Regions from separate parts of the Homo sapiens genome. Here region 1 is linked to region 2. The links are chromatin contacts, found by Hi-C or POLR2A ChIA-PET in ENCODE. All regions are on one chromosome and are shown on one strand. Each heading gives the region's core, a stretch centred on a gene start or an enhancer-like site at or near the end of the contact. The rest is flanking DNA. Distances are from core to core; before and after follow the strand shown. Region 1 overlaps MBNL1 (muscleblind like splicing regulator 1). Region 2 overlaps LINC02917 (long intergenic non-protein coding RNA 2917).

Evidence for each region. Hi-C counts contacts between places; a loop is a spot of excess contacts on that map. ChIA-PET counts read pairs that join two places held with the same protein, here RNA polymerase II (POLR2A). Pooled maps may share reads with other maps.
Region 1: a pooled map shows a loop between it and region 2 (2.3-fold over the local background). The contact joins two enhancer-like sites. A Hi-C loop is called at or near these places in 1 of 37 single-sample maps with no recorded cell type and 4 of 50 pooled maps. POLR2A ChIA-PET finds 5 or more read pairs at or near these places in 4 of 52 experiments (CD4-positive, alpha-beta memory T cell, T-cell, activated B cell and 1 more).

The regions. Positions count from the first base shown.
Region 1 is chr3:152,399,603-152,404,826 of GRCh38, forward strand. All of the region lies in intron 2 of MBNL1 (muscleblind like splicing regulator 1), which reads left to right. Among named protein-coding and RNA genes, the nearest start is that of MBNL1-AS1, 130 kb to the left of the region's middle. Within about 2 kb of position 3,594, at least 20 of the 41 ENCODE cell types and tissues checked have a DNase peak (open chromatin) inside an H3K27ac peak, as active enhancers do.
Region 2 is chr3:152,189,713-152,195,040 of GRCh38, forward strand. The region is part of intron 1 of LINC02917 (long intergenic non-protein coding RNA 2917); the gene reads right to left. All of the region lies in intron 1 of LOC101928166 (a long non-coding RNA gene), which reads right to left. Among named protein-coding and RNA genes, the nearest start is that of LINC02917, 13 kb to the right of the region's middle. Within about 2 kb of position 4,044, at least 7 of the 41 ENCODE cell types and tissues checked have a DNase peak (open chromatin) inside an H3K27ac peak, as active enhancers do.

The DNA of each region.
Region 1 (5,224 bases), core at 2,344-4,843, 210 kb after region 2:
CTTGGGCTTAAGCAATTCTCCCAAGTAGCTGGGACCAAAGATGTATGCCACCACACCTGTCTATTTTTTTTCTATATTTTTGTAGACACAGGGTCTCACTATGTAGCCTAGGCTAGTCTCAAGCTTCTGAGCTGAAGTGACCCTCCTATCTCAGCCTCCCAAAGTACTGGGATTACAGGCATGAGCCACTGCACCCACCCATTCTTATTTAATTTTTGATGACTTCTAATGGGAGAAGCACATTATCTATTTTCATTTTCCATCTCTATTATAGTAAAATCATTTGTTGTATCTGAAAACAAGCAGGAATGACAAAGTTTTCCTTCAGTCCCTGGATTATTTAGGTCACTTTCATTCTGGCTACCAAATGGTAGAATGCATGCTAACCCTGACATTACTAGTACTTCCTAACTTCATAGCTTAACATTGTCGGGACCTTACATGAGATATTTAACCTCTGGGAACTGCAGTTTCCTGATTTGTACTATGAGGCTAATAAGAATACCTCATGGGATTGCCATGAGGATAAAAGCTACATATTATTGTGAGAGTTAATGGTAGACGTTGTAATTACCTTTGAACAGGCCACTGAGGAGAGGATTCTACTGATAGTACTAATTGTCTTCCTAAACAAACAGCAGCAGTCCTGTTGAGACATCTTCTCTCCTTACTTGAAAATTTATAATATGCCACTTTAGTTTTATAAACATTTGCTATAGCTATGAAATTTTTAACTTGAGCTTAAGCAACTTAAAATTGAGTTATAAAAGCAATATTGTCAGGTTAACATAGGAACTGCCTAAGACCTCTAGCCCTTGATGGGTGATAAGAAAACTAAATTGTATAGAATCTATTATTACTTATCTAATTTGCTATAAATAACACTGATAATACACTCTTTCTTAAGTGTACTATGTATGTTGAGTATATTTTTAAAAGAATAAGGGCTCTCATGGGTACATTGATGTTGTGGATCTGTTATCCCCGCTTTTTCCTTGAAATATTTTCTTTTTGTGAACAAGTTGTTTAGAAATAACCCTGTGATTATGCAGGTGTTGCTGGTCTTGAGACCCTGTCCAGGATTATATGCCCAAGGGAACAAAGGACAGTAGCTTTTTATGCCATCCATTGCACTTGAGTGCCCTTTTCCCCAGTGTATATGAAATGAACTATTTGGAAAATGGATAATTTAAAAATAGAAGTATCAGTTAACTAACAGTCAGATAACATTAGCAGTTATCTTGAAGTCACTGGCAAAAACAGAGTTTAAAAAAACTCTGGAAAAGGTTGTGGTTGATTGGTAAATGAGAATGTGTATTAGTATATGTAAACCAACCTGTGGTCTTCAGAGTAGCCATCATTAGAATCATCTGGGGAGCCTTTAAAATACACTTATGCCTGGGACCCAGCCAAAACTATCTAAATAAGAATTTCTGGGAGTGGAGGCTGGATGTAGGAATTTTTTATTTATAATATACAGTCATGGTCAAGGACCAGTGACTAAGCTTTACAGTATTGTCAAGTGATGTGATAGCTGGACACCCAGAAATGCCCTTCTGTCTCTTATTCATTCTACAAACATTTATTTGAAATGCTTAGGTTGCCAAAATATATAATTCCTAATCAAGAACAGTAGACAGACTTGTAGAAATTATCTATAATATAGCTTGGGAGGTGCTGAATTCACTACTGTGAGTTTATTCTACTTGGCAAGAAAAGAAGGGAGGGAAAGTGAAAGAAAACTTCTTTAGTAAGTGACATTTGAAAAGGGTCACTTCTCATAATCAAATTTAACCTATTAAAATGATTTACTTTTAATATCAACTCCTTTTAAAAACAGATGCCCAGTTTCTTAATGGTAAGTGAAATGAACATGAGTTGATTCTTACTTTGGCCTGAGGAAAGCTTTGTCACAGCTACTCTAGGAGCTACTGTTTCTTGAACACAATTTCCCAAGTGAAGGTACGGCTTGGGCAGGGAGTTTTGAGTACCTGCATAAGGTCATGTAGCTAGCGGGTGAGAGAGCTGCAATGAACACAGGTCTCATTGGTTCCTGGATATGTGTTCTTTCATTGCACTAAACTATACTATAGTCCAGTGAAAGAGGCTTCGTTTGGGTTAATTCATTAAAGGAGATTTGCGGCTGGACGTGGTGGCTCACGCCTGTAATCCCAGCACTTTGGGAGGCTGAGGTGGGCAGATCACGAGGTCAAGAGATCGAGACCATCCTGGCTAACACATCCTGGTGAAACCCCGTCTCTACTAAAAATACAAAAAAAATCAGCCGTGTGTTGTGGCAGGCACCTGTAGTCCCACCTACTCGGGAGGCTGAGGCAGGAGAATGGCGTGAACCTGGGAGGCAGAGCTTGCAGTGAGCCGAGATCGCGCCACTGCACTCCAGCCTGGGTGACAGAGCAAGACTCTGTCTCAAAAAAAAAAAAAAAAAGATTTACTAGAGGCTTTGTTGGGTTAGTTCATTAAAGGAGGTTTTAACTTGATGGTGAGCTGGCAAACTCTGACAAAGGAAATGTTGAAGGAACAGGAGAAAAGGATGCTTTCAAGCATCTCTGGAGAAATTGACCTGAGTGATGGGAACCAGGGGTTGCAAGGTAAAGAACGTGCTAGGAGAGTGAGAGCAGCCTGGTCATTTTCCTTTTCTGAGTACCAGACCATAATTGAGGCCCCTGTATATATTCCCCCATTTAATATTCACGTTATCCCTAGCCTGGTATTCTTATCCTCATTTTCATAGAAGAGGAGGTTACAATTCAATGAGGTTTAATAATTAACCCAAAGTCTCACTGTTCATAAATATCAAAGTTGGGATTTGAACAAGCAACTTTCTGATTTCACTTCATGTGATTTTTAACCATTGAGCTGGGACTGTATTGCTCTTTCCATGTCAACTCCTGGGACTGTTTCTCTGTGCTTGTCTCTAAGGCTTGTGTATATGAGAAGCTTACAAGCTTAGGATACAGATACCTCTAACAGGTGACCATATTGTTTACTTAGGTGGGAGCAGAGCCACAAATTTGTACTTGGATAACAGTAGTAAGCAGTTAACTGAGAAAAGGAGGAAATGGTAGAAGACTAGAGGAGAGAAAAATATATTTGAATGAAGAAAAAAATGGGGCTATAGTATGTCAGTTTATGGACCCTGAAAGAGATGCAAAAGGAATGTTTGAGAGCTGTTTTATTGGACAGAATATCCTATATTCTGAAATATAGTCAGGACTCATTCACTTGGTAAACACTTATGGGGTTTTCTTGGCCTGATATAGACTGTGGGCATGAGCCTCCTTCTGGAGGCTGTCACCAGGGAAGGAAGATGTGTAAACAGTGCCCAGTATTAGGAGAGGAACATGTACAAAATACAAAGGAAGATACAACAACTATTTCTAATAAAAGCCACCTGTTTTCAGCACAGGTAGAGAGTGTAGAAATCACAGATATATTCCTTTACTCACTTAATGCACCCGAGCAGAGTGTTTAGCAGATCCAGGCTTTCAGCCTAAATGTTGTTGGTGTGATAGCAAGAAAAAAAAAAAAATCGTGTGACAACCTTCTGTGCTTTCCCCTCTCACGTTCACATTCTGGTTTGTTAAAAAAAAAACTGTGTTGCCATGGCTGACGCTCCTGTGAGGCCCAACATCTCCATACTTTTCATCTTAACTAAGCACTTAAGAATATGCACTACAGCTTCTGATTGCCATTTAGAACAGAGCACCTTGTGATGACTAAGCTCTTTCAAGTATCTATGCTTAACGTGATGGCTTCAATACCCTTTTGCTATATAGACTCATCTGTAGATACTTGGTACAAGTTCCATAGTTTATAGTTGTCATCTATTTTTATTTGTATGTTTATTGTTAATATGGATCTTTTTCTGAAAAACTATTCAAGGATACTAGACACATACTGTATATGAAATGATTCTAAAAATTCTGAGACTTTTCTATTTTATTCTCAGTGGTAATTTTTAGGTAGTTTGTTGAGTGTTACTTTAGCTATTTGGGGAACTGCCCTAGAAAACCAGTGGAATTCTCTAGGTATGGGGGTGGAGTGCAGAGGAGGAGACAGGCTCAGATAACCTGTGTTGTGATACTGCTTTTTTTTGCCTCAAGAGATTTTCTTTACCCTTACTGCTTATGCTGTTGCAGTCCATCCAATAGAAACATGTTCTGGGCTCATGAGCCAATTTGTCTTTCCCCTCGCTGCTGCCTCAAGTCTGGGAGAGCTGATGGCAGTGCACAATTTTAGCAAATGGTCATAGGCAGGGGGGTGGGGCAGGGAGGGGAGTGTTTTCTCCATGGGGACAGAGCCAGTGTCATTGAGCACATTTTGTTCAAGTACAAAGTTGATCTGTCTGAAGGAGACTGTGGTCAGCAGTGGTGAGAACCTTTATTGCCTCACCTTTTCTTCGTGCTCTGTCATTGTTTATGTGAAGCAGTAGCATTTAATGGCTGGACTTGAGGCAGAATTTGTGAGGTCAGAAATTGACAGTATTTGTTTTTCAGTTAGGGAATCTCACAGATTTAGAAAGGAGTGCCAATGAAAAATTGGGAAAAAGAAAGGGTCTTTGTATTTGGCAAAGACAATGCAGAGCAGTGTAATATATACTAATTTCTGCATGTAAATGGCAGCCAAAATTTTACACATCTGCTACAGTTTAGAAAATTATTTAAGCACTAATTATATGCATAATATATGCTGTCCCATCTAGAAGGCTGAGTAGACTTCAATGGAAGAGTTACAGTGGAAATATTGACATAGGTTGTTGGAAACATATTACATAATATTATACTTTGAAATTTATCATGACTGAATAAGTGTTATCACTTTAGAGATACTTTACTTTATTTGTAGGGATATGTGGGATCTAGCAGGTACAAATACAACAAATGCCTCATATAAATACTAAGTAATGATGTTATTATTCTCAAGCTGACTTAACCAAAATGTTTTTCCTCTCTGATTTCCTTTAGTTACTTTTATATTTCTCAATAAAGACTTGCCCCTTAAAACATACCATCCTATATTACTGTCTAACTTTATATCTTTAATTTTATGTGTTTGTATGTATGTTTACATATATATGTATGTATATATACACACACAAAGATATATAACTTTTTCATTATATAATAGTTTTTAAATTATTTTATATCTAAATATAATATATAACTATATATAATTAATTTTTCATTATTTGTGTTATATCCAA
Region 2 (5,328 bases), core at 2,794-5,293:
AAGAGAACTAGAATTAGATGTGGAGCCTAAAGATGTCACTGAATTGCTGTAATCTCATTATAAAACTTAAACAGATAAAGTAGTTGCTTCTTATGAATGGGCAAAGGAAGTATTTTCTTGAGATGCAATCTACTTGCGATGATTCTGTGAACATTATTGAAATGACAACAAATGATTTAGAATATTCCAAAATCTTAGTTGATAAAGCAGCAGCAAGGTTTGAGAGGATTGATTCCAATTTTGAAAAAAGTGCTATGGGTAAAATGCTATCAAACAATATCATATGCGACAGAGAAATCTTTCATGAAAGGAAGAGTCAACCAATGCAGCAAACTTCATTGTTGTCTTCTTTTTAAAAATTGCTGCAGCTACCCGAAACTTCAGCAACCACCAGTCTGATCAGTCAGCAGCCATCAACATTGAGGCAAGACCCTCCATTAGCAAAAAAGATTATGGCTCACTAAAGTTTCAGATGAATGCTAGTATTTTCCAGCAATAAAGCATTTTAAATTAATGTGTATGTATTGCTTTTTAGATATAATGTTATTGAATGCTTAATAGACTACAGTATAATGTACACATAATTTTTATTTGCACTGCAAAACCAAAAAACTTGTGTGACTTGTTTTATTGTGATATTTACTTTATTGCAGTGGTCTGGAACTGAATCCACAATATCTCTGAGATATGCCTGTATATAATCTTAAACATTAAAATAATTCCAAAAATATGGATATTTGGAATGATAGCGTTTCATCCTAAGCCCAACTTGGTCTTCATCTAATATCCCATGTATCAAATTATAAAGCTTAATTGGTAGAGTCTGCACATTTAATAAGGAATACTAAACTGAATGGCATCTTCTGGTATTAACTCACATCCCCATTCTCAGTAGCAGCCATGAGTTTCTAGAATTGGTGATGTCTGTTAACATGCTTTCAATGAAAGCAACAGAGGATGCTACTCAAAATAGCTCTAAACATTAGACAATGTATAACCTTGCATATCCAGAGGATTTTATCATTGACCCAGGAACTATTCAACTTTTCTTTCTAATTCCTCAGCTTTGCCCTCAGGCTTATCTCTTCCACCTAATTGCAAGTGGCTGTAGCAGCTCCAATTATTGCATTCTCATCCCTCAAAAAGACTACAAAACTGCGTATCTTTCCCTTGTCCCTCTTATTAAGTAATAACAGTTTTTCCAGGTGCCTCCCAACAGGCTTTCCTTTGTGTCTCATCAGCTGAGTTACATCATGTGACCATTTCCATTTCTATTACTGGAAAGATAAATAACTGGTTTAAACTAACCAATATTTACCCTCCTATCGTGAGAGAAGTCAGACTTAAAGCAAATGGTCTCCCATTACTTCAACAACTCACAATTCTGTGTATACATGGAAGGAGCAGAAATAGGGGAGAGCAATGTCTATCACAAGTACCTAAAAAATAAATGTTTTGGGTGCACAATTACAAAAAGAAAAAAAAATCAAAAAAAGAAAATGTAAGTTTAAAATAATCTCAGAGGAAAAATAAAATAGAAATTACCTTAAAATGTCAATAAATAAATATATTGCATTTTATATTGTCATTGGAAATTATGTTAAGGGAAAACTGGTGCAGCTAAAAAGAAATTTTTTTTTGAAAAAATATCTTACAACAGCTAAATTAGGAGAAATGAGAGCTATATAAATTATCACAATTTAGTTAATATTCTTCTATCCTGCCTGTTAAAATGGGCCTCCAATTGACATTTAAAAAATATGCTTAATTAGATTCACAGATTAAACTTTTCTACTGCAGTTAATTTAACTACTTTCTAGGTAGATTTTATATATATATATGTATATATATGTGTATATATATGTATATATATGTGTATATATATGTATATATATGTGTATATATGTATATATGTGTGTATATATATGTATATGTGTGTGTATATATATGTATATGTGTGTATATATATGTGTATATATATGTGTATATATGTGTATATATATATGTGTATATATATGTGTATATATGTGTATATATATATGTGTATATATGTGTATATATATATACACACACACACATATACATATGTGTGTATATCCGTGCATGTATATGCATATATATGTATGTGTACTTATACACTTTTATGAAGAACTGATCCTGGTTCTATAGAAGGGGAGAAGCAGAGTCCAATATAGATTGATTTTGTTTATAAAAAGAATTTTTTACAAGATGTCTTTTATACACACCTGTGAAATATTTGTTGCTCTGTAGATGAATGTGTTGGCACTCTGCCCCACAGAGTTTTATATATTTTACAACTAAAATGTCTTCCTAATTTTTTTCATTAGATAAAACGTTTCCATGCTATAACAACAACAACAAAATTGTCAGGGGTCTAACTGTGCTTCTCCATCCCCGCTCCTAAAGCCTATATTTTGGGAGCAGAAATTTAAAAAATGAGTGCCTCCTTCCCGATGTCAGAGCAAAAGCCAGATATCTCAGAGAGCAACTCCCCACAAGGGTGAGGATGTGGTTCACTGTGTGTACAGTGCATCAAGGCAATTTCTGTGCTGTTTGCTTTCTTCCCAAACCCCGTCTCTCTCTGCTCCTCAATCTAGATACTCATGCCCCCCAGAATTAGAAAACACTCTGCTTTCCAGCAGTCTCTCCACCATCACATATGGGCACACTCTCATGTGTGCTTAAAACTTTTCAGCCTGATATACATTTTCTATGGACTGAGGCTGCCTTCCATAGACTTGATAGCTACCTAGGCATCAGGACTAAGAAGATACACATAACCATGGTATGATGTAAAAGAAGAATAATCCAAGCACCCTTTCATTATTATTTAATAAGCATTTATTATCTGCCAGGAACTATGGATAAAGATATTAAGAACAGGTGTTCTTAATTAGCCAGGCATGGTGGCATGTGCCTGTAATCCCAGCTACTCGGGAGGCTGAGGTGGGAGAATTGCTTGAACCTGGAGGCAGAAGTGGCAGGGAGCGGAGATCGTGCCACTGCACTCTAGCTTGGGCAACTCCGTCTCAAAATAAATAAATAAATAAATAAATAAAGTGGTCTTTATACTCAAGGAGCATTTGGCTAGAGAGAAAGAGAGAAAATGATAAAAATAATTAAGTACAGGAAGATAATGAGGTGTCATGAAAGATGTACAATGTATAAGTAGGCCACCAAGGAGGAATTCTCTCTGAGGACTTCAGAAAAAAAGATCAAGGGATGATATTTTGTTCATTAATGATACAGGTTTACTATATCCCATCATTGCAAAACGAATGCACTCTATTAACGAAATCATAACTCCACATCTCTAAATAATCACCAAATAGACATAATGCTGGATTTACTCAGTCCTGCTTGGTTGCATAAGTTTGAAATTCACCTTCTTTCAAAGCAGTGTTTTTAGTCACTAATTTCACAATCTGTTAATAGTTTATCTGAAAGATAATAATGTTCTGCAATTGTTATTAATGAAAAGAGTTTTCTGTCACTGTTGAACAAGGAGTGATGACCCAAACCCAGGTTCAGTACACGCATGAGGTAGTCCACTGAGATCCATAGAAGGCTTTCATGAAATAGACTTGGAATCTGTACATTTTGCCAAGAGGCAATGAATTGAAAGGTATGTCGTTTAAAGTCCTATTTACTCTGCAGGCACCTTTTTGACTCACTGCTAAAAGTACCCATAAAAACTCCTCTTGAGCTAAAACAGTTTAAGTTGTCAACTGCACTAAGGAGGCCATAATCCATGGATCATGATCCAAACAGATAGTGAGAGCTCAGCCTGTCATATTGAAGCTTAGTAAGAAAATTTTGATTGTAGCTTGGTGAACTGATTAATGAACTAAAAAAAAATTCTTCTGAATTCTTAAAGGGGCTTCTCGTACTCTGAAAAGATTGATTCAGTCAATAATTTTCAATATTTACCCCAGCTTCTCATAAATATTTCTTAGCACTGTTCTTATCTAGACTAAAAACGAAACTAGTTCTTCCAGGCACCCAAAGCCACAAAGCTTCAGCTGTAGAAGGTCCAATTCAGTCATTCATTACCAGGCGCACATATAATGTGGTTAATCCGTCCTAATTGAAGGTTTTTTACTGCTTTTGCTTTTTCTGCAAACTTCCGTAGACTCATCAGCATGGTCCTGAATGAAATGTATTTCTCCACATTGATATCTCTCACTCGTACTTGCGATATGCGACAGGTGGCAAATAATTTACAAAATGCAAAGAGATCTGTTGCCTAGTAAACAATGCCTGGGACTTTAACTTACTCATTTCCTAGTGTTGGGGATGTAGATTTGAGAAGTAATTACACACAAAAAAATTCTGCTTCAGTTGAGAGGGTTCCAGTAATATCTGAGTAAGTCACAAGTGACCACATCAATATAGAGCTCAATGTGTTATTTAAGAAATAGTACAACTGAGAGGCCGGGCGCGGTGGCTCACGCCTATAATCCCAGCACTTTGGGAGGCAGAGGCGGGCGGATCTCAAGGTCAGGAGATCGAGACCATCCTGGCTAACACGGCGAAACCCCGTCTCTACTAAAAATACAAAAAAAAAAAAAAAAAAAAAAAATTAGCAGGGCTTGGCGGCGTGCGTCTGTAGTCCCAGCTACTCCGGAGGCTGAGGCAGGAGAATGGCGTGAATCCGGGAGGCGGAGCTTGCAGTGAGCCGAGATCGCGCCACTGCACTCCAGCCTGGGCAACAGAGTGAGATTCTGTCTCAAAAAGAAAGAAAGAAAGAAATAGTACACTTGAGAACTGAAGATGTTTCCTAAAGGAGAACTTTGCTCATTTCTAAGCCATCCATCACATAACTCATATGAGACTCATATGGTGTGCCTGGAGTATAATAGACCCTAGTAAAAAAATGACCTGCAGAACTATTCCAATTAGATCCTGTTGGCCCTTGAATCATTAATTCACTCAGCAAGTTTACATTCATTGAAGATTGGCTACATAATTTTGGGGGGCTCAATTCAAAATGAAAATTCAGGGTCCTTTTAAAAAAGTATTAAGAAATTCAGAACAATGGCATCTGAGCATTAAAGCAAGAGTGTGCCCTTCTAAGTGCAGGATCCTGTGTAATTAATTACACAAGTCCCACTCAGAAACCCAGTCTTATATTCATTACCTATTGTGCATTGTGTTGAACAATGCATGGAACAAAAACATGAATAAGAAATAGTCAATGGCCAAGCATGGTGGCTCACACCTGTAATTCCAACATTTTGGGAGGCTGAGGCAGAAGGATCACCTGAGCCCAGGAGTTTGAGACCAGCCTGGGCAACATGGTGAGAC